Regions from separate parts of the Homo sapiens genome. Here regions 2, 3, 4 and 5 are each linked to region 1. A link is a contact called in ENCODE Hi-C or POLR2A ChIA-PET data. All regions are on one chromosome and are shown on one strand. The core of a region is the stretch at or near the end of the contact, and the rest is flanking DNA. Distances in the headings are between cores, read along the strand shown.

Region 1 (5,276 bases), core at 1,403-3,902:
TCTGTGAGAAATGTCATCATTTCACCAGTCTGGTACTTCCTGGAAGATGCTATTCACAAAGCTCTCTGTAGTTTACCTGACATGGAGCTCAACTAGTATGAACAGACTTCTCCTAGGAAGCGTTTGTCAAAAAAAAAAAAAAAAAAAAAAAAAAAAAAAAATTCAGAGGTAATTGTTTAACATTATGACTGTCTGATGTGGTAGATAATAGGAATAAGGTGTCCTTAGAGGACTCTGAAAAGCTCAAATATATTCCTGAGAATTTAGAAAGTCATGCAAATAACTAGAACTGTGTACATGCCCAGAGCAATGTATATGCCCAAGAAAGACCTGAGAAGGCCCTAAATTCTCAACTTATGACTAATTTGAAGCTCTGAGCAAGTAAGAAGTGAAGGCTATACATGGAGCTGTAAATTGCATGGCTGAATGTTGAAAGCATGCCCAAAAAAGCATGCAGAGCCTCTCGACAAAGACTGGCAGATTTGTTGGTTTTGGGTTTTAAAGAAACCTCTGTCCAATAAAAGGAAACATAGTCCAATTAAAAAATGGGCAAAGGATTTGAACAGACATTTCTCCAAAAAGATATTCAAATGACCAATAAACATTTGAAAAGATGCTCAACATAATAAGTCGTTAGGGAAATGAAAATCAAAACCACAATGAGGTATCACTTCACACCTACTAGAAAGGGTAATAATTCAAAAGATGGACAATAACAAGTGTTGGCAAGGATGTGGAGAAATTGAAAATCATATCTTGCTGGTGGGAATGTAAAATGATGCAGCCACTTTGGAAAACATCTGGCACATCCTAAAAAGTTGAAGAGTTACCATATGACCTAGCAATTCCACGTCTAGGTATATTCCCTACCTGAGAGAAATGAAAACATACTTCCACACAAAGCGTGTACATAAATGTTCATAGCAGCATTATTCATAATAGTCAAAAATTGAAACAACCCAAATGTTCATCAATTGATAAAATATATCCAAACAATGGAATTATATCCATCAAAAGGAATGAAGTATTGATATATGTTACAATGTGAATGAACCTTAAAAACATTCTAAGTGGAAGAATCCAGTCACAAAAAACCCACGTTGTATTAGTGTGTTAATATGAAATGTGCAGAATAAGCAAATTTACGGGTAGAAGTAGATTAGTGGTTTACCAGGCCAGCATTAAGAGGCAGGAAGAAATGGGAAGTGACTACTATTAGTTATGATGCTTTTTTGGGGGCAATGAAAATGTTCTAAAATTGTGGTGATGGCTCCATAACTAAGAATATACTAATATACGAATATATTAGTATACTAATATCGAATTTGCTAAAAACAACAATTTTTTTTTTTTTTTTTTTTTTTGGAGAGACAGAGGTCTTGCTGGTTTGGAACTCCTGACCTAAAGCGATCCTCCTGTCTTGGCTTCCCCTAACACTGGGATTACAGGTGTGAGCCATCGTGCTTGGCCCAGATACTTCAAATGGGTGAATCTTTTGGAGATTCCTAAAATCCACATTTGATGAATGTGGATTTTTCAAAACTGTGTAAAATATCCATTACCTTTCTAAGATCACTTCTTTCCTTTAGTCTGCTTAAATGGAAAAGCTGGTAATTTCATCTGCGCCAACATTCATACAAAATAAAAATATAGTCTGTATTTAAAAGCAGCTTTTGTTCATATGCTTTAATTATTTCATTTACTAACACATCAAGGCTTGCTGAAGCAAAATAACTGGCCCGTAATCAAAAAGCAAATAAGAGTCATCTGGATTTCAACTCTGGTTGTCTTAAGCCAGCCTCAGCCTGCATTTCATGACATCCTTAGGGAACTCAGTGTGGATATGGATGAAACCATATAAACACGGAAGCTGTTTTCAACGTGCTTTAGAAATTATAACACAGCAATCATTCTGGCTACAATGTGGCAGGCACCGTACTCAACACTTTATTCACAAGGTGTTATTAGTTCATCACAACTCTAAGTATTAAGCTAATTCACAAACTAGAAAGATGAAACAGAAAGATACCAGGAATTCGTGCAGTTAAATGGAATACATCTAGTCCCAATGATCCACAGTATCGTCAAAACATAGCTAAGTTGGGGGCGAGGAAGCAAGCTTAGTAATCATCCAAACTTGGCTTAAAGTGTGGTTCTGACTGAATTCTCTGAGCTTCAATTTACTTAACTGTGAATCAAGGGTAGTAACAATGACCGCGTTCGACGATGGGAAAGACGCCACGCTCACAAGCAGACAGATCCTAGTACACCTGAAATCCAACCGGGAGTGGGGGACAGCGGCGGGGAAGTGGGGGTGTGGAAAAGACTGGTGGAAGAGCTTTTAGGAAAGCTCTCACCCCGTCGCTAGCTCCTTCCTAGCCCGAGTGCCAGCCCTTAACTTCACATTTTACAGATTCCCTCCCAGGTCTTGATCCTGCCAAGGAGGAGGGTCCCACCCCTTGCGGAAGATCCTCCTCACTCCACTCACCAACATGGGGACTCCATAGCCGAGAGTCTTGTTCTTGCGAAAAGCACGCATCACCGCGGGTGCAAACATGAGTGAACTCTTCCATCGGCTCAGAACTCCAAGCGGGCCTAGCGCAGACTCCCAAATCTCAGCAGCTCACGCTCTCACCAAGACGAGTACGTCCTTAACTCACTTCCTTTTCCTTGGTTATTTGGTGCTCGGTCCTTAGTGAATGGTTTCCGCTAGGCAAAAGCAATCGAGCCATCGTAACATACTTGTGCGTCCGCCCAGAAATGTGGGCGTCAGCGTTTTTGGTTCCGTAACGTCGGCGTGCAATTGGGATTTAGAGATTTGAATCGGTTTACGATCACCACCAAATTGATCTGGAAACCAGTACTTCCCACGTTCTGGGTCCTAACTAACGTCTGCTTAGAACACTCCCTTAGGCACATAGCCACTCGATAAAATCAGCTAAGGAAAAAAGTATTTTGAGGCCGGGCGCGGTGGCCTGGGTGGGTGGCCTGTAATCCCAGCACTTTGGGAGGCCGAGGCCGGTAGATCACCTGAGGTCAGGAGTTCTAGATCAGCCTGGTCAACATGGTAAAACCCCGTCTCTATTAAAAAAAAAAAATACAAAAATTAGCCGGGCGTGGTGGCAGGCGCCTGTAATCCCAGCTACTGGGGGGCCGAGGCAGGAGAATCGCTTGAACCCGGGAGGCGGAGGTTGCAATGAGCAGAGATCGCGCCATCGCACTCCAGCCTGGGGAACAAGAGCGAGACTTCGTCTCAAAAAGAAAAAAGAAAAAAAAGTATTTTGAAGCTGGTACTCCAGTCTTTATGGCTATTTGTGGGATGAGGAATTTGCCAGTTTAATGGAGACTTTTAAAAATAAATCGCTTTTGAAAGATTAGGTTGAAATGTAATCAGTGTAGTGTCTCATCAGTCATTACTGAACTTTTAATGCTAATGATTTTACTGTGAGATAACCTGTAATCTTTAGTCATTTATGAATGTCTATTTACCAATGATTCAGCAACCATACAGGCCACCTTTCAGCGTGTCTTTGAAAGGGTTCTAGGAACACAGATAAAAATATATGATCCTTACCTTAAAGACACTGGCGATTTCATGGGCACAGAAACAAACATGTGTGAAGTACTGGGATAGCTTAGGAAGCCGATCCCCCACGTGTCCCATTTACCAGAGTGAATCAGAGTGCAGGTGATGCGGAATATTATCTTCCATGCTATTCCTGAAATATTTCCATCTGTCCCTGCCTCTCTGTTACCACTGAAATGTTCCTTTTTTTAATTCCTTATCATCTTTTCACCTATTAAAGTAGCCTCTTAAGTGGTCTCCAGAAGAGAAGCTCCAGATCTACTGCAGGCTACTCCAGTGAAACTTATCCTTTTGGCTAAGATCAAGTGTAGTATCTGTTCTTAACAGTTTAATATTTGACACATTCTCTATCCAAGGAAAATATGTTAAATGGGTTTTTGAAGCAAGGAGATGGAATAGGAGTTTGCTCCACCACTCTACACATCAACCTGTATTTCAATACCTCCAGAAACCCAGGAACGGTGCATCTCTCCCATCTTATTTACTTCCTTTTGATATTTCAAAATTCATGCAGACCAGGCATGGTGGCTCATGCCTGTAATACCTGCAGTTTGGGAGGCTGAGGCAGGAGGATCATTTGAGCCCAGGAGTTCGAGACCAGCCTGAGCAACAAAGCAAGACCCCATCTTTACAAATAATAATAATAATAATAAATTAGCCAGGCATGGTGGGGTCTCAGCTACTTGGGAAGCTGAGGTGGGAAGATCACTTGAGCCCAGGAGGTCCAGGCTACAGTGAGCCGTGATCATGCCACTGCACTGCAGCCTGGGTGACACAGCTAGACCCTGTTTCAAAAATAAATAAATAAATCTCACGTGGCATCCAGGTTAGTTAAGCGTATCACATCTCCTACTTTCCCTAAGATCCTAGAAGCCAAAGGCGCTGCTCTAAAACTCTAGCGTTTTCCTACATCTTCACTACATAAAACATCAGCCTACTGGATACTACTCCATCAAAACCCGGCACCTAAGTAGTAGCTAATAATGGGTTAAATCGTATACATATATTCAAAATAATGCTAGAGTCGATAATCTTACACTTTTCAGATAAGGCATCTATCCAATTTAAGGCACTCTATGTCTTTAGTATCTTGTTTGTTCAATCACTCAAATAAGCATTTATTGAGAACCTTGAAATGGCCCTGAAGGAGTAACTGTGAACAGTAGGAATTACAGGTATGCCGGCAGATTGTCAGGGGACAAAATCTGTGACACTGAGGAATGTAAGCACCTATCAAATCATACTACATAGGTGGTAAATTTTACCAGCTATGCATAGCGCCCTTCTTAAGCATCACTACTGTATACTTCAGTTTTTCCATCTGTTAAATCGGAATGAGTGATATTTGTCATCAGTTTACGATTCTCACAAAAAGGGAACACAAAATTTCTTACCAGTATGGAATCTGTTGCCTTCCCAGAAATATGACTCAAATTCCATGTGTTTCCATTGTTAATAAACAGTTAAAATGCTGACTCAGCTATCTTAACTGTAAGAAGTTACAAAAAATGTATATTCAGGAAATGGGGCATCTCCACCATCTATGCCAGTCCCTGAGGACTGGTATGTACTTGATATCCAGGCAGGTTATATTATCCTCTAGTATCTGCTCTACCAGCATTTAACTCATGCAAGTACATGGGAGCGTTGTTATAAAACAAAAACAAAAACACCAGTCTTCTTGAGAGCT
Region 2 (5,276 bases), core at 1,174-3,673, 960 kb after region 1:
AAATGAGCAACAACTGATTTATAATATTTTGCAATGTTATGAAAAATGGTTCCTTAAAACAGATTCACAGGACTGATGGTGATGTTCCATTGTGTTTCTTTGTGAAAATGTGATATTAAACACACCAGTAAATGAATCTGAGGCCCTCCGTCCTTCCCCTCCTCCCTCCCTCCCTTCCTTCCTTCCACAGATCTAGTCTTCGCTCCTTCCTTCCTTCCTTCCTTCCTTCCTTCCTTCCTTCCTTCCTTCCTTTCCTTCCTCCCTCCCTCCCTCTTTCCTTATAGTTATTTTGGGAGTATGGATGTATTTAGTTTGGGTCTTTGGTTTTAATTAGAGTATTTATTAAATAACAAGGAATCTGCTTTGAGTTAGTGTAAAAGCAAATCATGAACTATAGATTACCTTTGAAATTACTGTAACATGGTCAATATTTTTGTTGTTTTTGTAGTTGGGACAAGATAAATTTTAAAATAAAATTGTCAACATTTAAAGAAAATTGTCAACATATAGCTACTCTTTGTGAAACTGACCTACTATAAGATGAAACTTTTTTTATCATTTGCTGTAAAAGGAAGATTTGTTATTTATTGGAAAATTTTATAGGTCTAAGAGCTCTTATATTAAATTATATATATATATATATATATATATATACTCACACATACATATGTGTATATATATTTAGATGCAGGATCTCACTGTGTTGCTCAGGCTGGAGTGCAGTGGTGTGATCAGAGGTCACTGCAGCCTTTAACTCCTGGGCTCAAGTGATTCTCAAGCCTCGGCCTCCTGAATAGCTGGGACTACAGGTGCATGTCAGTATACCTAGCTAATATTTTTTATTTTTGTAGATACAGGGTCTCTCTATGTTGCCCAGGATAGTCTCAAACTCCTGGCTTCAAGCAGTCTTCCCACCTGGGCCTCCCAAAGTGCTGGGATTATGCATGTGAGCCACCATGCCGGCCAGCTATAGAATTTTAAAGCTGTAATAACCTAACATGTGGGGTACCCCCCACAGATGAAGAATCAGAGAGATTAAATAACTTCTCAAGGAGACTCAATTATTAGTGGCACAGAAAAACGTAAACCCTAGTTTGCTGACTTTGTCTAGTATCACTTAGGTTTCTAATACACAAACTTTCATTGACAGGATTTAAACTTGCAAGTGACTTACAAGTTTTGACTGCCTAGTCCTCATATGCTTAGGTTATGCTTTAGGTTTCTAGTTCTGTGGGACTGAGTTAAATAATGGTTTCCCCATGTTCATGGATAGGAATTTTAAAAATTGAGATATAATCCACATACAATGGTATCTATTTTTACTCATTCATTTTGAAATCTAAAGTTTAACTTCTATTCATAATATCCATTTTACTTAGGCAGTGAGTATATAATAACCCTCACCTCAGAAAAGTTTCTACAGTTAAAAGACACGGGCTGAGGAGAGTTCATCTTCATCCTTACTAGCATTTTGGAGTACGTATAAAGGCGTCTGCGGATGCCTAATGATTAAAAAAAAAGTTCCCCTCACCATGGTGAATAGGGTTTTTACGAGAAAAATATGGAGAAAGCAGAGATTATTACCATTGAAAAAGACAAGGTGTTAACAGAAATGGGAGGGTAGCTTGATAGAGTCCAAACTTGACTGAACTCTCTAGGTTAGGGCCAAAGGCAAGTACTGAGGACAGGCATGGACTGTTGCGTTCAACTTGTCAAAAAAGTGGCCAATATGTAGTATGGACCAAGCCTATAGAGGCGCTGAGAATACAGAGATGAATGAGCCAGTTCCTGAAGGAGCCCAGTCTGCGTGTGTTTGCGAGTTGAGAAGAGGAGGAGGGAGGCAGCATGGGGAGTGTGGGGATGGAGGAATTAGATTGAAAGAGAAGGCCGAAAAACTGAATATATAGTAGAAATTTGGGGTGCAGATATGTGCTGCCTAGAAAGGCAGAAACCTGTCCCAGAACCTCTTAATACATTAGTCTCATTTGCCAAATTTGGCCAGATATCATGACTGTGGTCCTCTCGAGATGCCCTCTTGAATCGGCTTAAAAATTATCCTTCCGCAACCACCCCTAGCTTTCCCCACCGCCAGTGCGCCGGGCAGGTTGAAAACTGCACCCACGTTTGCAGCCTCTGCTCTCCGCAGGAGACAGGAATCCAGGGCTTTGCCGTCGTCATAGCAACCAGAAGTTCCGCGGTCCCCTACCCTCCCGCGACTTTTTCCACTTCCTCCGCCTGCAGGGCCCAGCCGCCGCTTCTCTCGCGAGACTTGTGCGCCGCGCTAAGCCGCTCCGTGGTGATCTCACCCGAGACTTGGGGGAGAGGGAGGAGTGAAGGAGGGGAAGGAATGGGGCGGGAGGCGGGGCGGGGAGGGGAAGGGCGAGTGAGGCGCCGCCACTGCCGGCAACTTTGTGAGCGAGTTCAGTGCGTGCGTGAGCGAGTGAGCGAAAAGTCAGTGCAGCGCCGAGTCCCCGGCTGGAGGGTCCCCGGGGAGGGCCAGGTCTGGGCCCCAGAGGCCGCCCCCGCAGCCACTCCATTCCCTCCCGCCTCTGTGGCTCCCTCCCCATTTCCTCCCCCACCGGTCGTTGGGGCCTTCCCGCCCCCGTCCGCACTTACCTGTCCCCTCCCCCATGCGGTACGCACCTCCTCATCCCCCCCCCGGCAACCTCGCGCCCACCTTGGACCTTCGGAGCCCGGACCCCCGCACTTGCTTCCCGTACTGGCCGCCCCCTCAGTTCTTTCTGCTGGCGGGCGGGATGGGGGCGCTGAGCCTCGGGGACGGCGCGAGCGGGGGCCCGGGCGCCTAGACAATAGTTGATGCCCAAGGACGGGGCCACCTCCGCCTTCCCCTCCTCCGGGAGCTCGGCCCCCGCCGGCCCCCCGCCAGCCTGTATTCCGGGTCCCCCTCGGAGCCAGCCTCGGGAATTGGGCTGATTCCACCCCCGCCTCCCTCGGGCCCCCCTCCGCTCCGCGCTCGGCGCCCGCCTCGGGCCGGCCTCGCCGCTCTCCGCAGAGGAGGCGGCGAGTGAGCGCGCGCCGGCCGTCTACACGGTTTCTCTTTCTCCCCAGGGAGAGCGCGCGGCGGACGCGCCCGGGACGCGCGGCGGCACCGGGAGGCCGGGCCGAGCGGTAAGTGGTCCCCGCGCCCGGGTCCTGGGGGGAGCGGGGGTGCAGGACGGCTGACAGCCCCCTGCCCTGTTTCTGGCCGGGGTTGGGGTCCAGGGCCCGGAGCAGGACCCCAGGAGGCCGGTTAAAGTTTGATTTTCGATTTGGTGGCTTGCTGGTAGCTTAGCCCGGCGGGGGCGAGTCCGGCTTCACCGCGCCCGGCGCGCGCGCACGCACCCCAGAACCCGAATCTGCACAACTACTGGGCAGGCGTCTCTGCGGGAGGCCAGGAGACCCGCGTCCCGGTCCGGGCGGTTGCGTCCACCCCGCTGAGCTGGTCGCCACCTGGCGACCCTTCCCCTCCAGTCACCTGGGTGAGCGCTTTGCAGCCTGAGCTGGAGTAGGCAGGCCGAGTTGGTTGAGTTGTGGGAAATGGAGACGAACAGCTCGGTGCCCGAGGGTGGTTAATTTCCCCTTTGGGGGTCTTGGGGACATGAAATTTTGGGATGCTCTAACCTGCTTTCCGGGGAGCGAGTAAACCGCGAAAGGGCTGGGAAGGCGTGAGGGTGCCGCAAAAAGAACTTTTCCTCCTTCGCCCCATCTGTTACCAGCTTCTCTCCTGACCTTAAAGGAAATTTCCGAGGCTCTTAAATCGCTCCACGGCATTTCTAGGTGGACCAGTAATCGTGTTGGGCAGGTTGAAATTTCATCGCGGTTTGGAGAACAGAGAGACATGGGAAATGGCTCACTTCCAAGGAAGATGTTTAGCTAAATTGTTGGCATTCGTTTTCTAAGAGAAGCATTTGGGGATTGATGGCTCCTAGACTACGATTACCTTATAGATTTTATTTTTCCTGACGGGTAGTTTAGAGGCAGCATTCGCTGAAATGCATACTACCTGTGAAACGATCATGTTTCTAAACTGGAGCCAGCGATGTGATGCAAATTTCAGAATAAAGGTGTCGACTTTCATCAGGTTCCAGGTCTATCTGGATGGACTGGGATTGGCGTTTCCTCTATAAAGCAAACCTTTCATGTTGAAACTCTGAGTCAGACTCTTAAAGCCATTGTCTTTATGCTGGTACTCTGTGGGAGTTAAGTGTCAACTTTCTCCTGTTTTCTCCTATGGAGTATCCGTCCAAGGCAAAGATTCTCTGACTGAATCTTTTGGAAACGTGCAAGGTTAGATCATACTGAATTCTGCAGCCAGTTTAGTAATAATATTAGTTTTCTATATAATCCTGATTTAACGACTGTCATTTTTCTCTTCGTTTTTTGAAAGCTGCAATTAAGCTACCTTTACCAGGATTTAAAAAAGAGGATAATATGGAACAGTGGTAATAACAGTAGGTCTCAGCTAATTTATTATGGCCACCGATGTGTCCAACTATTAGATGACATCCCAGTTATTAACTACAATATTAATATTAAAACATTTTTCCCATGGAATCAATTATGCTAAAGCATTAACAATTAACAGTGCATTTAAAATGATGAGTGATTGTTTCCACATAAATGGTTAGAGGCAAAATAAGAGATTTGGGGGATGAATGGCTTTATGTCTCTGACAACTAATTTTCTTATTAATGCTTAAGTAAAGGACTCTTGAAGTTGACTGTCATTTGATTTTTCTAGTTGACTGAGTGAACAAGTTTGGTGAGTGGCTTGAGACAGTCAGTAGGTGTTGCTGTTGTTAGCTTCTCTGCAGTTCCTGCTTCTGCTCCTCGAGTTTGAAATTGCAATTCTGGTACAGTGAACTTTTAAAATCTGAAGTATCAGTCAGTGATAGTTGTGATTTCATTGGAGGAGTCTATGGCAAGGTTGACTTCAACTCCAGGTAATAATTGCAAAGCACCTCTCTGATACTTTGTACTGAGATTCATTTAACTCTTCTTTTGTCTCTGTCCTTACACTAGTATTTTCAGGCTTCTGCATTTGCTTTGCTTTTGCTTTGAAGTATGTGTGTAATTTTGGTATAGTGCCCCCATCTTCATTGTTTAGGAACTTTTAAAAAACACTTTCTAGTGAGTTTATTGAAGTCATAGATTGAAGATTGCTTGAGATTAGCAGTTTTGTAGACTTCGGGGGGATCTTGGTTGAGTTGTGATGTATATATGTTCTATCTTAAGTTGCAATCTGAATTTTTAGATAAATGACTGTTTTTCTTTTTT
Region 3 (5,276 bases), core at 1,119-3,618, 760 kb after region 1:
TTGTTAAATGTCTGTCTAGGAAGAACTGTGATTGGAAAGGAATTAATTATTATACAAATAAATCTGGTAGGATATGAGTGGAGTAAGTTTGCTTGAAACAGAAGTATATTTTCTACTTTGAATCACCTCACCAGAGTCATCTGTCAAGAATTATGTATAACAATTTATCTTTATTGCCTACATACAACATACTTTTTCTGAATTAAGATAACTTCTATTTGTGAGTTGAACTTCATTATCTGCCATTTTGTGGAATCAACCTTACATTCTTTGGTGGAACTAGAGCTGATTGTCACCACAAGGTTATATGACAACTCTGTTCTAAGACTTATACCTATTATATAGGGTTATACCTTTTTTCTTATGCCTCAGCTCTGTACCTGACAATTTATGATTCAGTGGAGCCAAGCTAGAAGGAACAAAGGTCATCTAACACTGTGATGGGGATGAATTCCTGAGTTTTACCTGCACAATGAGGTGGTGCCCCGGAATTCACAACAGAGTAGTGATAGAGCATAAGATGGCTGCTCCAGATGACTCTTGGGTTTAGTGTACTTGTGATTGAACAAGATTTTTTATCTATGAAGCTTGATTCTACAACCAAAATAATAGAAATGGGGGGGGGGGGGGGAATCATGTCTGCTTATGCTTTTTAAAAGCTTATAGTTTAAGTAAAAGTAAAATGTAAAAACTGATTAAACCTATACAAGTCTGGCAATGAGCTCTGCATGAGGAAATGGAAGGAGGAATATTGAAAATGATTCTAGGAAAGTGAACGTAAGAAAGGAAAATGGGTTTTCCTTTTCTGATCATGGGCTCTGGAAAGTATTCATGGCCTTTACCAGCATTCAGTATAAACCAGAGATAAGGACATATGTACTTACGTGTGTCTGTGAGTGTGTGTGTGTCTGAGTGTTATTCTGAACAGCTTGTAAATATTGTAGTTGTTTAAAATGGAAAATAAAAGCTGAGTTCTTTTGGCAAATATATTGCATCAAAAATACAGTATTGACAGTGGATAAAACACTGAGGAAATAAATTTTTTTTCATTTTGCCTTCTGTCCATTTTTTGTCAAACTGAGAAAAATTAGAGTACACTATATTAAGTTCTGTATGGCATGTTCACACTTGGTTCTGAAATCATTTTAAACAAGCTTTGGCCTGTAAACATGTGCTTCAACTTGCAATAGATCAAAAGCGTACATCATACTTCATGTTAAAACATGGTCTGTTTCACACTTTTCTTAGTGCAAGGGTTGTAGTTTGTCTTCTGAATTTATCTCGATGTTACATATTAACAATATTAGATAGAACATGTAGGATAAAAATGTTCAATCACAGACTAAACTACAATACAGAAAATGGAAAGAACATTTGGATTATGGTCATCAAAGGCAGGTACAAACTTGTTTGGTATATTTGCAGTGTGTACTAACTCAGTGATTTCACATATAATACAGAAAATGCAAGCTAATTTACAATGAGAATAGACATATTCTTGATTAAATCACTTATAATCCTTTAATGCATCATTTTAACTATTTATTAGTAAGAACCAGAACCAGCAGGATACAGATTATATGCCTTTTGCATCAGAGTCCAAATAATTTGCTATCTATCTTTCCTCTGGGGTCACAGTGGCATAAAACATCTTCAAAGAAAGGCATTCCCTGGATTAGTTGCATTCCTCGTAGAGCCAGAGATTCAAAGGGCTGTTGACGTGAAATTTAGGTCCCATAAAACTTCTTCCTTATTCTTTTTTTTAATCCAGATCCTGCACAACCTTATTCTTAAAGTGCAGTTTATGTAAGATTTTTCCTCCTAAAGGATCCAAAAATGTTTCGCTGAACTGTAGCCAATGAATCTTGCCATGTTAGGTGTGTTTTCCCCTGGGGAAGGGTGGAAAGCAACACTTTGTGAAGTAAGGGCATGACAGAATGGTGGCTTCCTGGGTATATAAGCACTTACTTATATAAAATATTTATTCTTAGCCTGAGCAATAGAGACCCCTTTTCTACAGAAAAACTTGAAAATTAGTCGAGCACAGTGGTGTGTGCCTGTAGTCCCAGCTACTTGGGAGGCTGAGGTGGGAAGATTACTCCGCCAGGAGGCGAAGGTTGCGGTGAGCTGAGATTGCACCACTGCACTCCAGCCTGGGTGACAAAGTGAGATGCTGTCTCCAAAAAAAAAAAAAAAATTTTTCCTCCATAGGTGCTTATCCAAGGCAACTAAATATAATTAAGCTTCATCCTTGGGAAAATGTAATTTAATGCAAGAGGATCCCAAGGTTGCTTTGCAATTTCTCAAGCATTAACAGCAAATAACTGGAGATGAATCTACCTTGTCTGTGAAACTTTTAAAGATGCCATTCAGTTTCAGTGCCCAGTGAACCATGCCAAAAGGGGAAAGTCATCTTTCAGTCCGAGGTTCCTTTTTTCTTATGAGAGCACTATTTACGGATACAGAAGCAACCGGCCCATATAAAAATACTCCACATCTGTGGCCTCATCTTAAAGCAAATATTCTTGACCTGTCTTTATCATATAAAGTCAACATTCCAGGATAGCACTGAACTTAACCAGATACCCAGTAGTGCCTCTGTGTGTTTGTAATACAGTTGACCCTTGAACGACGCAGGGATTAGGGGTGCCAACGCCCGGCACAGTTGAAAATCTGCATATAACTTTTGATTACCCCGAGTCAACTCCTGTGAACAAAGGCTATCTTGAATTTGGAGGAAAGAGACTATTTCAGTGAGATACAGAAATAAATACAGAGACTTTATTTTTGTGAGATACAGAGATTTGGCTTGGCAGTTATTTTCTTTCTGCAGTTCAAAGGAATCATTCCACTGTCTTCTACCTTTCATGATTTTTTTAGTCTTGTTGCTCTTTTAAGGGCAATGTATTTTTAATCCTCCAATTATTTTTGTCTTTGATTTTTAAAGCTTTCCATATAGTGCCTGTGTGTAGTTTTCTTTGTATTTATCTTGCCAAAGTGTTTTTTATTATCACTGAATCTTGGCCATTATCTCTTCAAATATTCCTTCTGCCATATTATTTTTCTCTCCTCCTCTCACACCACAATTATACACATATTTTACCATGTCCTTTATCTCATGTTCTTTTCTGAATTTCCTATCTTTGGTCTCTCCATATTTAGTTTAAATATTTTATTCTACATATCTTCCAGTTGTTATTTTTCTTTCATCATCTGTATCTAATATTCTGCTAAACTGATCTATTGAGTTATTAATTTTAATTTGTATATTTTTCAGTTCCAGAATTTGCATTTGATCCTCTAATATATTTCCAGTTACCTGCTGATGTTCTTGCTCACTATTTAATTTATTAAACATATTAACTACAGTTAAAGCTCATATATGATAATTCCAACATCTGGGTCTCCTGTGATTCTGTTTCTGTTGTTTTTTTTTTCCCCCTCTTGTTTCTCTGTTTTGTCTTTTGTCTGTGTATTTCTGATTGAATACCAGACACTGGTATTCATTCAGAATACATTCTGATTGAATGCCAGACACAGTATATGAAAATCTGTACATAATTGAGGCTGTAGATGTTATAATCTTCCTCAAGATGATCTACTTTTACTTTTGGCAAACAAGGTAGGAAATAAGGGAATGAGCTGTTTGGAAGATGATCTTCAGCCTTCTGAGAACTGATCTGTTTCTCTTTTACTACTAGGGTGTAGCCCTTTAGATATACAAACTTAAAGACTGGGTTTCATCTTTGGCGGGCCCTGAATTGTAATTACAAACACCCCAGCCTTGTGAAAGTCCAAAATCACTGCTCAGTTTCTCAGCCACTGCTTTCAAATTGGCAGATGTGGCACTGAAACCATCCCCAAGAAAACTTTATAAAATTGATTAAGGGAGAAAATAAAATTCAACTAGGTTTGCAGTACAATGAGCAGTAATCATTAAGCCAGCTTGCCCTTTGGCCTACTTCCCTGTAGCTGGCCGCTGCTTACTACCCCAGGAAAATGTAGGCCTTGTCACAAGACTTTGTTCTATAGCTAAAATCTAAGAGTTTCTCCTTTAGGTTTTGCATATCAACGAAACTACTGACACCGGCTGGCTGAAGGGCCCCGTAAGAAGCTGACTCATGGAAGAATAGTTTCCATATCCTATGATTTCATCTCTTTACCAGGACCAATCAACAACCCCAATTTTCCAGCCTGTTGTCCTCCACCATCCCCTTAAAGACACGCCCAGAACCCCTCGAGGGAACAGATTCATGGCTTGAGAATTCCCCTCCATTTTCTCATCCAGCAGCCTTGGATTATTAAATTCCAATGTTGCTGCAGTTCCCGTTGTCAGTGTAGTATTGATCTGTTGTCGCCCAGCGGGCATACAAACCTGGCAGTCCTGTTACAACACCAAATACCAGTCTTCCCTCTCTGGGCTTCCTTCTCTCTGGGGTCTTGGCCCCTAAAGTCGTAGTTACTGCGGTAGCACTCCAACACCTTCAAGTATATTTTTATGCTTTGTACAGCTTTCCTCATTATTTTTGATTGAAGGGTTGATCTGAAACAAGCTAACCTCTTGTCAAGTCTTTTCTTAATGTCAGTTGGCATCCTCACCCATCTATTACAACATCTAATTACTTAAACTTTGACTTGCCTTTGCCTTGACTTTACTGGCTATATTCTTTCATTTCAGATTCAGCCATGCCTTAGTTGCTAGCTAGCCTACTGATTGTACCCAGCCACTATTGGAGGGTTAGAGTAGTGAGAGGAGTGCACAGGGTTTTGTGGTACAAACCAATCCACTTGAATAATGGGAGCTGAGGGAAAACAAGATCAGTGGCCTCCAAAGTGGGTGTGGGCATGGCAGCTATCTGAAATCTGTGTCCCACCCAGTCCAAAATGTATCATAGAGGTAGGCCAGACACCTCAGGTAAAGCAGAGATGTCTAGACCAGTGACACATACGCAGGATCTGACCAACATTTTGTACTCTTGCAGGCTCTGGTTAGATGACAGAGTCACATTACTCATGATTTCAAGATCAGTGTTTTTTGTTACAGCACAGTGAGTTTTTTCCTGTTCACTTTTCTAGGCAGTGATTTTCCTGGCCTAAGGTCTTTTTTTTTTTTTTTTGAGATGGAGTCTTGCTTTGTTGCCCAGGCTGAAGTGCAGTGCACAATCTCGGCTCACTGCAACCTCTGCCCCCCAGGCTCAAGCAATTCTCCTGCCTCAGCCTCCTGAGTAGCTGGGATTACAGGCATGTGCCACTACGCTTGGCAAATTTTTTTGTAT
Region 4 (5,276 bases), core at 1,250-3,749, 610 kb after region 1:
TAAAACAATTAAAGGTGAATCAACTGGCTGTGGTGGCTGATGCCTGTAACCCCAGCATTTTGGGAGGCCAAGGCAGGAGGATCGCTTGAGTCCAGGAGTTTGAATCCAGCCTGGGTAACATAGTGAGATGCCTGTCTCTACAAAAAGTAATAAAAAAAATTTACCCGGGCATGATGGTGTGTGCCTATAGTCTCAGCTACTTGGGAGGCTGAGGTGGGAGGATCGCTTGATCCCAGGAGGTTGAGGCAGCAATAAGTTGTGGTAGTGCCACCGCACTCCAGCCTGGGCAACAGAGGGAGACCCTTTCTCTCTCTCTCAGTCAATCAACCAATCAATCAGTCAATATCAATTTCTTTGAGAATTATAATATCCTTTTCTGTAATATGAGACCATTACAGTGTCTCAACAACTAGATAATAATCTCAGAGGGGTTGGTGCCCTTGTGTTTAGGGATTATATATCTTATTTTATATCTGGAAAGTACCATATGCAAACAAGATTTTTATAGTCTGGTAGGTTGGGAATTATATACACACGAATCTACCCTTGCAACTATACATTAACATAGACAGTGATGTCTAACATGCACTGGGTGCATACTATTGGCCAAGTTTGGGGTCAACATACTTTTCTCTAAAGGACCAGATAGCTTTGTAGGCCATGTGGTCTCTCTTGCTACTCAGCTACTCAACTCTGCCATTGTAGAGTGAAAGGAGTCATAAACGATACATAAATAGTGGGCATGGCTGTGCCATCCTAAAATTTGGTTTATAAAAACAAGTTTGAGGGCTGGATTTGGCTTCATGGGACTTAGTTTGTCAACCCCTGGTTTAAGTCCTCTTCTAAGCATTTTATATGCATTTACCCAGTTAATCTTCACTATAAACGTTTGAAGTTGGCACTGTTATTATTCTCACTTTACAGATAAGCATGTTATTGCTTAGAGAGAAATTATAAGAAACTTGCTCAAAGTCCCACAGCTACAAAGTGACAGTCCTATAATTCAAATCTAGTTTTGAATTATGCTTTTTAAAATCTATGCTATACTACTTTATATAGTTTTTTTTTTTTTTTTTTTTTTTTTTTTTTTTTTTTTTTTGAGACGGAGTCTCGCTCTGTCGCCCAGGCCGGACTGCGGACTGCAGTGGCGCAATCTCGACTCACTGCAAGCTCCGCTTCCCGGGTTCACGCCATTCTCCTGCCTCAGCCTCCCGAGTAGCTGGGACTACAGGCGCCCGCCACCGCGCCCGGCTAATTTTTTGTATTTTTAGTAGAGACGGGGTTTCACCTTGTTAGCCAGGATGGTCTCGATCTCCTGACCTCATGATCCACCCGCCTCGGCCTCCCAAAGTGCTGGGATTACAGGCGTGAGCCACCGCGCCCGGCCTATAGTTTTAAAACTTGCTTTTATCATGCAACATTTTTCCATATGTTTAACATTTAACAAATATTGTCGAGTACTCTTGGCACTGTTTTAAGTACTGGAAATAAATCAGTGAACAAAAAGACAAAAAGTTCCACCCTCATGTGGCTTCTCTACTATTAATATGGAATCATACTGGTAGCAATCAACATATACTGTAGTAAGTAGAGACAGAAGATAGGGATTGGTGGGGACTAGGGAAATTTTAATTTTAAATAGAGTAGTTGAGGGCGGGCTTCTCTGAGAGCAAAGACCTGAAGAAGGAGGAGTGAGCTCTCAGGATATCTGAGGGGAGGGGCCCCCTCCACGCAGAGGGAACAGCAAGGGCAAAGCCCTAAAGCAAGAGCATGCCTGTCAGGTTTGAGAAATATTGTGGCTGGCTCAGAGTAAGTGAAGGGCCAAACAGTATGGAGTTTTGCAAGCCATTTTAAAGGTGCTAATTTTAATTCTGAGTGAGATAAGGAACTGCTAAAGGGTTGTATTTCATTTCAGTGGAATCACTCCGGCTCCTATTTTGAGGAATATATTAAAAGGGGCAAAAGTTGAAGCAGGGACCTCACTCAGCAGATTATTGCAGCAATCCAGAACACAGATCAGAGTAGTGAGAAGTAGTCTGACTGTGTGTGTAGAAGATACTAAGAAGATAGGTTATGGATTTGGATATACTATGTGAGAGAAGTAGTGGTCATAGATGAAGGCTTTTGAGTTACGCATCAGGGAGGATGGGGGCCCGCCAACTGAAAGGGGAAAGACTGAGGAGGAGCAGATTCAGGGTGGGGAGAGCAAGGGGGGTAAGTTAGGGGGTTCAGTTCAGGGCCTATCAGGTGCTGTTAGACCTGTAAGCAGCAATGAGTAGATAAGAGAGGTCCAGATTTCAGGTAAGAGGTCTAGGTTGGGGGTTTTAGATTCAGGAGTTGTCAGTGGATAAATAAAAACAACAACAAAAATCAGTCATGTCAGTTAAGGGGTTGGGTATTATTAAGTTGATGAAGTATCAGGGCAAGCATACTTGTTAGCTGCTTGGGGTTTATGTGGCCTTTACTTCTTGATCCAAATCCCTTTTCTTGGCTATGGTTTGGCGCCACCTAGTGGCAAATGTTCATGCTGGCTTAAATATCGTTTGGTACTCTTACTCCTCTGGTTTGGATTTACAGGATCCAAACCAAGGATCCAAGCCTTTAGTTGGTTAACAGTTAGTTGATTAGTTGGCACTCATTTTGTCACATGATTCAGGATGACTGGGGGAAAACAGGATATTGGGGTATATCTTTAACTTTTTCACTTCTAAGATAATCTACAGTTTCCCTACCTCTCGCTCATACCTTCCCTATCCAAGATCAGAACTTCAGACCGTCCCCATGGGAATATGAGGGCTGGGTAGAAGGTAGAGGAACTAGTTACAGGTATTTCTGAATTTCAGTTTGTCATGGGGATAGAAAACTGGATAAGATTTACAAAGAGGGAGTATAGGTAGAAAAGTGAAAAGTTCTAGCTGGGTGCGGTGACTTACCCCTATAATCCCAGCACTTCGAGAGGCCAAGGTGGGAGTATGGCTGGAGGCCAGGAGTTCAATACCAGCCTGGGCAACATGGTGAAGCCCTGCCTTTAAGAAAAAATACAAAAAATTACCTGGGTGTGGTGCAGTGTACCTGTAGCTCAGCTACCCAAGAGGCTGAGGCAGGAGGATTGCTTGAGCCTAGGAGATCAAGACTGCAGTGAGCCATGATTGCAGCACTACACTCCAGCCTGAGTGACAGAGCAACACTCTGTCTCAAAAAAAAAAAAAAAAAGAAAAAGTGAAAAGTTTTAAGATGTGAACCCTGAGCCTCTTTAGTTTAAGAAGTCCAGGAGACTGAGTAGGAACAACTAGTGAGATCAAAGGAAAACCAAGACTGTTATCCACCTGTGTTCAAGGAGAATGGATTGACCAGCTTTGTCAAGTGCTGCCGATAGGTCAGGTGACATGCAGACTGAGACTTGACCATTGGATTGAACAATTTAGGGGGTGTTGGTGACCTTGATAAGCACGGTCTTAGGGGAGTTGAATTGGAATACAAAGAGAATTGGAGGAGAAGAATCAGACAGTGAATACAGACAACTCTTTCAGTGAATTTTTGTAAAGGTGATAGCAAGCAGGAGAAGTAAAGATGAGGGATTTCGATTTTGTAAGATGTTGTAAGAGATATAACAACATGTTTGTATAATTGATTATTATCCATAATCAATTGATAGGGATGATCAGAGAGAGAAAGAAGGTATGATTTTTGTTTATAAAAGTAACATATATGTTAACTTTAGAAAATATAGTTAAGTATGAAGAAAAAATTTAGACCTCTGCCACTGATAAACTTTTTTTTGCATATCATTTTTTCATATTTTTTTGCTTTGATATAATTCAGTGGTTTTTAGAATATTATGCATCCATCACCACTATCTAAATCCAGAACATTTTCATTACTCCAGTAAGAAACCTGCACCCATTACACTCCCCATTTCCCCTTCAAGCAGCCCCTGACAACCTCTAGTTTACTGTTTCTTTGAATTTGCCTATTCTGGACATTTCATATAAACACAATTATATGTGGTTTTTTTTTTTTTAATGTGTCTGGCTTCTTTCATTTACCTTATTCTGGCATGTATCAGGATGTTATTTCTTTTTATGGCTAACTGTGGTATATCACTTTTCGCATTTATAAAAATATACGCCCATATACCATTAGCATTCATTTAAACTTACAGAACTGGAATTGTGGTTTTTTTTGTTGTTTTTTTTTTTTTTTTTGAGAGGGAGTCTCGCTCTGTTGCCCAGGATGGAGTGTGCAGTGGTGTATTTTTAGTAGAGATGGGGTTTCACCATGTTGGCCAGGCTGATCTCGAACTCCTGACCTCGTGATCCACCTGCCTCGGCCTCCCAAAGTGCTGGGATTACAGGCGTGAGCCACTGCACCCAGCCAGTGCCACCTTTTTCACTTAATTATTTTCTCATGTTATTACATAATCTTTGAAAATGTTTTTAGTGCCTGTATGAAATTATTAGTGGACCACATATTCAATCGTTATTTATAGGACATTGTTATACTTTTTGTGCTTTAAGAACTTTTATAATAAGGTGACATGAACAACTTTGTGCTAAAAACCTTGTACGCATATTTGACTCTATCCTTTAGCAACAATTTCTTACCTTCAAGATAAGAATACCTTTTCAAGTTTCTTGGCCATATTGCCAGATTGCTTTAAGAAGGTTACACCAGTTGGTACCACCATGAGCAGTATGTCTTTCTTATTCTAAACGCCACTAATAACAATTATTTTAAAAAAAGTTTGATTCGATGAAAAATGTATCTTTTTGTGTTGATTTGAGCCTCTTAACTTTGATATAATCTTTTTCATATGGGTAACAGTAAGAAAAAATATATTTACCTGAAAATTTCCTGAAACCACCGAAATTCTTTCTGACAAAATTAAACCTTTTGTGGTATATTTGTTTAGCAGTATCGAAAAAAGTGCATGTATTAAAGTAAGTTTGGCTGTGTCTTTTAAAATGAAATACTTACATTTCTGTTTTATTAATTTATCAGAAGGAAGTTGGTTTTGATCATTAGCATTAAAAAAACCTTTTGTTATCTTAGATTTAGTGATTTTCAACTACTTGCTCAGAGTCGATAAGTTTTCTGTAAAATTCATATCCTTGAAATGTGAATATCACACCAACCGATAATTGCTTATTAGAGATAAAGAGTTTTTAGAAATAACATTATAATTTAATATTACAAAACGTACAATGCTAGCTTTTAAATTTTGATATTTAGAAGATATAAGAACGCAACTACAGTAGCAGCTGTGTTGGGAAAAT
Region 5 (5,276 bases), core at 1,326-3,825, 550 kb after region 1:
GCTACTCCCTAAGTCAGTTAATTAGTATTTTTCTAAAATGCTCCTACCAGTCCAGAGCTGAAAGATGTAGTCTCTAACTGCTGTTTCTACTCTCTGGGCCTGCCAATCCTGCTAACCCCTTTTCACCCAATGGCTATTGCCATGTGACTCACACCTCAGGTTCTGGGATCAATCCCAGTCATTTTGGAGGGCAACTAGAGCTTTATATTAACACTCTGGGACTTCAACATAAGGCAACCATGCTCAGTGTGAAGTTTGGTCCTAGTTCTAGGTATTAGGCTCCTGCTTTGTTTGTAAGTCTCACTCTGTCCCCCCAGATCCAGCCTTTGAATATTTGTTTTGTCCTGCTGGGTCCTCAAACTTGGGCCTCCAGTGAGTATCTCAGTAGCTCAAGGATCTGAGTTCTATTTGTTTTCATCAATTCCCTGTAGAAACGAAAGGGCAGACCTAGAAAACCCCAGCACTGAAGCTGGGGCCTTGCTATAAGCAACACACTTTCTCAAGGCTTGCCGTGATTTCCCAATTTTTGCCCACTCCTGGATTTTCCAAGGCTATGTGTTCCAGCTGTCCATTGGCTTACAACACCCACATTCTCTGTTTAACAGGCCTGATGCCGGCTGCCTTCCTGGCCTGCTGCCGGTTCCATATCCTCCAGATACTGCATTCTGGCTGAACGTTTATCACGCCAGCTGGGTTGGCCTCCGATTCCACGGATGTATCTGGTTCTAGTTTCCATTTCTCCCCATCCACCTCACCCTCATTACAGTTAATCCTTTTATATTAAACCATAGCGGATCTTTGCTGTTGTGGAAACTGATGTGGTATTGGAATTTTATCCTTGTTTACATCTTTCTTTGTGTTGGAAAGGTTGGGATTACTTCCAAAACCTTCCCAGAGAGCTTTCCTGTCTCCTTTAGGGGAAACAAATGAAAACTTGACAATAGCTGGTATCTATGACACCAGCTTCAAGGCCACTATTTTAATTGTAAAATTGCATTATTTAATCATAATTTTGCTTTTAGATATACAAATATATTTTAAAGTATATTTTGTCCAGTGTTTACTCACAGCTCTCAATTTCAAGGTATCTTACTGGAACTCAGTGGCTTTGTGGTTATAAGGACATAAACAAATCAAGGCTAGGGATGGTGTGGTGTTCTACAGTGGTAAGCTACATTAGAATCCTCCGGAGGACTTGTTAAAACAGATTGCTGGGTACCACCCCACAGAGTGTCTATAGAATGATGCCCTAAGAATTTGCACTTTGACGAAAACTGGTCATGTATTTAAGCTGGTCACAGATAACCAGAAGGTGCTGAACTGTTCTTAATCAATTCAAACTTTTACCTGAAATGGATAATAAGGTGGAGAGCCTTGAGAAATGAACTTCCAAAGTTCAGTGCATGCAGTTAGCATGACTGCTGGTTTTAGAGTTCTCAACCACTTATTGCTTATGAGCAATAAGTGGCCATAAGCATTTGGCCAATCACTTACTTGAGTTTACAGGTTTTCTCATCCATAAAATAACAATAGCTGCTATGCTGCCCTCAAAGGGTTGTCCTGAGGTCTGAATGGAATGGGTGTGATAGTGTCTGAGCAACTATAAAGTGGTATGGCACTGGGAGGTATTGTAACGGTTTTTCATTACTCTTCTTAAAATATCACCAGTTTCCTTTGGCTCTTGTTTCCCTCATTAATTATAGCAACTGTAATCTGGGAATACACAGTACTTTTATTGCCATAAAAGCCAAACTTCAATAAACTCAAATTTCAAACTTTTCTATAAAATTTTATTCAGTGAGATCAGACACGCCTTATAAACATTACACAGAGCCAAGAATGATTCCGTTTTTACAGCTATAAAAAGAGATCTACAAGACCCTATTGTAATTTGGGGTGGCGTCACGGTTAATCTTTTTCAACCCTGTTTAGATTGGCCCATTAATAAAAATGGCTGCTAGTTACAGCACATTTAAAAATACAATCACCGCGTACAAATGGTAACCTGTCCACTCCATACTTCCATGTCCTGTGCCGCTTCTATTAACTTGTCTTTGGAAGTAGTAAATTCTCCCAGTCTGGACGTGGCTATTTTTTCTCACACACGGGCCAACACAGTTCTTGCTCAACTTGGGTGCGTTTATGACTTTTCAACAGTGTCATCAGCCGTACCTAACTCTTCCAGGCCTTCAGTATCTCAGGTGTTAGCTTCAGTTGTTCCTAGGTCTTTCACAAATATCATAAATGACAGGCAGGACGCTTTTCTGGAGTCAAGATCTGTTAGTTTCGGAGTCAGAAAGACCCCGTTTAGAGACTCGTAGGCGAACTTGCCAGGGGGCCTACCAGGGGCAGAATGGGGTCCTCCGGACCAGCCAGCCGCGTCTCAGCCACCTCCGCAGCCCCCGGGGCCCTGAACCCCGGCCGCGTTGACGCGCGCTTCTCCCGGACGTCGGCAGGAGGCGCCCGCGGCGGACCAGGCGCGGCGCGCACCGTAGCCGGCCCAGGGGGCGGAGGGAGCGGAGAGGAGGAGCTGGAGGGGGCGCGGCTTCCTCTCGGTCGCTCCCTGGCGCCGGGCCTCTTTCTCTGCCTGGCCCAGGGCTGGCGGCCGGCGGGGGTCGCGGCGGCGGCAGTGGGGGCGCTGGCGGGCCGCGGGTGGCGGGGGCCGGGCCGCGGCTCCGGGTGTTAGGAGACAAGATGGCGGCGGCTCTCAGAAGGCCGGTCTCCTCCTCTCCGCCGTCCTCCGCCCCGCCGCTCGCCGCCTCCTCCTCTCGGGTCTCCTCCTCCTCGTTTGCTGCCTCCTCCTCCTCCTGCAGCAGCACCAGCGACCGCCGAAGCGCCGGCTCGCTCACCCGGAGCTCCGGAGGTGGATAGACGGGGCAGCTGCAGGCTCCGGCGACCGAGGCCGAGCTGGGGCCGGGGCGGGGACGGCGGCGGCGGCGGCGGCGACGGCGGCGGCGCCGGGTGGGGATGGGGTCGCAGACGCTGCAGATCCTCCGACAGGGGGTGTGGGCCGCGCTCAGCGGGGGCTGGTACTACGACCCGCACCAGGCCACCTTCGTGAACGCGCTGCACCTCTACCTGTGGCTCTTTCTGCTGGGCCTGCCCTTCACCCTCTACATGGTGAGTGTGGGGGCGGGGAGCGGGTGGCTCCTTCCCCGCGAGCCGGTGGGGAGATGCTGGGGTCGCGCCCTCTTCCTCTTCCACGGGGTCTCGTCCCCCGGGGGCCGCCACCCTCTCGGTGTGAGGCTCCCCGCCCCCACTGCGTGCTCCCACTCCTCTCTTCGGGGCTTTCCTGGTTTCGGAGGTGACACGAGCAACGAGCCCACGGCAACCCGCGCCGGCCGCCCCCGCCCGCTCACTGGGAAGCGGCAGCGTCCTAGGCCCCTTCTCGGGGTTCCCTCCTGCGGCCACTCGGCTAGGCCGTCCCCGCCGGGGCCCCCCGCCCGTGGGGCTGTGTGGCAGGCGCCGAGCGCTCTGCGGCTTTAGGGGACGCCGCATCCATCCTTGGCACGCTGGGTTCCTCGGGCGCCCGGCATCCGGCACTGCCCGCCCCCGCCGCGGCCCTCGTCCGGGGCTCCCGGGAGAGGCCGCCCGCCGCCTCGCCGCTAATCCGCGTGCGGAGCCCCGGGAGCGCGGGGGACCGTGCGGCTCTGCTCCGAGTGTGTGTGGGGGTCGTCCGGGCTCGTCCTCCAGGGGTCCTGGGTGGTGGCTGAAAACCCGGCTCGGAACCCTCCTGCCTCTAAAAAACCGTTGTTGTGCTTCGCAGCGGTTCTTCTCTGTTCGGCCCCGTGGCCGGTGGCCGTGGTGCTTCCTGGCCTCCCTGGGGGGAGGGAGCGGGGAGATAACGGGGAATCTGGCTGGCATTTCAGCAGATTTGTTTGGCTTGGTTCAAGGCCTTTGGCGGATAGGAGTAGGGAGAGAGAGTACTGCCTGTTGCTGAATTCGGTGCGATCAGCTTCTCTGAATCATCTGTGTTTTTAAAGCAACATTGAAAGTTGTTAAGCGCAGTTTCTAAAGCACAGGTTAGGGTGGGGCGTTAGGGAAACTCGTGTGGACAGAGATGTTACTTAAGGCTTCATATAAAATTTTAAAGTAGTCAGAGGGGAGGAAAGGATCTGAACTTTTTATTTTAGGAGAATTCCTTTGAATGTATTTCTGCTAACTTTGAGGTTCTTTGTGGAGCTAGAGACAGGGTGCTGAGTTAGAAAATCCCGGAGGACCACTATGAGAAGTGCAAAAGGTGAGGACACCCAATTCTTCCCTAAGTGAAGTTCAGTTTCACTAATTGGCAGGAAAAGTGTCTGCTTGAGGGAAGATGTGCACATTCTCAAGCAGATTCACATTTTTCGTTGAAATTGTTTTGAAGGGACTTATTGTTTGAGGTTAAAAAAAAAAGCCATTAAGAAATGCTGATGGCTTGTGGCTTGTTTTATTAGGGGGACTTGTTCAGTCTTGTTGCATTCTGAAAATTTATCGTGAAGTATTATAATTTTCAATTAATTTTGGCCTAGGGAGTTCTATTTGCACTACTATACCTTCCAGGAATATGACATCATTAATGAACGGGTTAATTACTTTGGGTTTAAGAATCCTCAGGCTGTCACAAAATTTTCAAAGCAAATTTCTTCTATGTCCAGAAGAATTGTAGATTTAAAACTGAAAATGATTTTTGAGAGGTAAGGATTAGTTGCTGGGTCCAGTGTAAGATTTCTTTTTTAACACTTGTAGTAAACTGTGTGGTCATGGTTAAGTCTCTTTGTGTAGTTAGCAAATGTTACTGAAAGAATATTAGAGCAAATGGAAACCAGGACATTGAGTTTACTTCCTTCATTTTGGGAGTTCAGTTAAACTGAATTCTCACATATTTGAGTGTCTACCATGTACTAGACACTTTCTGAGATTGCTTCTGACTTCCTTATCTCAATTAATGGCAGTCCCACTCTTCCCAAACCAGAAGGTGCTGAGCTGTTCTTAATCAGTTCAGACCTTTACCTGAAATGGATAATAAGATGGAGAGCCTTGAGAAATGAACTTCCAAAGTTCAGTACATGCGGTTAGCATGACTGCTGGTTTTAGAGTTCTCAGCCACTTATTGCTTATGAGCAATAGGGGCTGTATCTTCAAAACCTAACTAGACGACGACTCCTCCCTCCTCCTCCTCCTCCTCCTCCTCCTCCTCCCCCTCCTCCTCCTCCTCCTCCTCCTCCTCCTCCCCCTCCTCCTCCCCCTCCTCCTCCTCCCCCTCCTCCTCCTCCCCCTCCCCCTCCTCCCCCTCC

What was found. Hi-C counts contacts between places; a loop is a spot of excess contacts on that map. ChIA-PET counts read pairs that join two places held with the same protein, here RNA polymerase II (POLR2A). Pooled maps may share reads with other maps.
Region 2: a loop to region 1 is called in a map of CD4-positive, alpha-beta T cell, with 7 times the contacts of the local background. The contact joins the promoter of SIPA1L1 here to the promoter of COX16 in region 1. A Hi-C loop is called at or near these places in 2 of 168 maps with a recorded cell type or tissue (CD4-positive, alpha-beta T cell and CD8-positive, alpha-beta T cell) and 6 of 50 pooled maps.
Region 3: POLR2A ChIA-PET joins it to region 1 with 11 read pairs in T-cell. The contact joins the enhancer-like site here to the promoter of COX16 in region 1. POLR2A ChIA-PET finds 5 or more read pairs at or near these places in 3 of 52 experiments (T-cell, activated CD4-positive, alpha-beta T cell and activated naive CD4-positive, alpha-beta T cell).
Region 4: a pooled map shows a loop between it and region 1 (4-fold over the local background). The contact joins the enhancer-like site here to the promoter of COX16 in region 1. A Hi-C loop is called at or near these places in 7 of 50 pooled maps. POLR2A ChIA-PET finds 5 or more read pairs at or near these places in 2 of 52 experiments (GM12878 and OCI-LY7).
Region 5: a map of PC-3 shows a loop between it and region 1 (9-fold over the local background). The contact joins the promoter of PCNX1 here to the promoter of COX16 in region 1. A Hi-C loop is called at or near these places in 1 of 168 maps with a recorded cell type or tissue (PC-3) and 12 of 50 pooled maps. POLR2A ChIA-PET finds 5 or more read pairs at or near these places in 1 of 52 experiments (T-cell).

Annotation. Positions count from the first base shown.
Region 1 is chr14:70,357,031-70,362,306 of GRCh38, forward strand. It overlaps COX16 (cytochrome c oxidase assembly factor COX16), which reads right to left and starts at 2,653. Exons shown (of 4, transcript NM_016468.7): 1 at 2,489-2,653. The coding sequence starts at 2,557. The region is part of intron 3 of SYNJ2BP-COX16 (SYNJ2BP-COX16 readthrough); the gene reads right to left. It also overlaps the pseudogene RNU2-51P. RefSeq lists enhancers at 2,373-2,682, 3,143-3,232.
Region 2 is chr14:71,318,053-71,323,328 of GRCh38, forward strand. It overlaps SIPA1L1 (signal induced proliferation associated 1 like 1), which reads left to right and starts at 2,424. Exons shown (of 24, transcript NM_001386936.1): 1 at 2,424-2,451; 2 at 3,070-3,129. SIPA1L1-AS1 (SIPA1L1 antisense RNA 1) reads right to left here and starts at 3,796. Exons shown (of 4, transcript NR_184180.1): 1 at 3,622-3,796. RefSeq lists an enhancer at 1,903-2,062 and a silencer at 2,323-3,342.
Region 3 is chr14:71,114,328-71,119,603 of GRCh38, forward strand. PCNX1 (pecanex 1) reads left to right here. Exons shown (of 36, transcript NM_014982.3): 36 at 1-1,055. Among named protein-coding and RNA genes, the nearest start is that of SIPA1L1, 200 kb to the right of the region's middle. RefSeq lists a silencer at 2,405-2,699. Within about 2 kb of position 2,369, at least 3 of the 41 ENCODE cell types and tissues checked have a DNase peak (open chromatin) inside an H3K27ac peak, as active enhancers do.
Region 4 is chr14:70,970,057-70,975,332 of GRCh38, forward strand. The region is part of intron 5 of PCNX1 (pecanex 1); the gene reads left to right. Among named protein-coding and RNA genes, the nearest start is that of PCNX1, 65 kb to the left of the region's middle. Within about 2 kb of position 2,500, at least 3 of the 41 ENCODE cell types and tissues checked have a DNase peak (open chromatin) inside an H3K27ac peak, as active enhancers do.
Region 5 is chr14:70,904,884-70,910,159 of GRCh38, forward strand. It overlaps PCNX1 (pecanex 1), which reads left to right and starts at 2,576. Exons shown (of 36, transcript NM_014982.3): 1 at 2,576-3,120. The coding sequence starts at 2,968. RefSeq lists silencers at 2,479-2,668, 2,889-3,228, 3,389-3,728.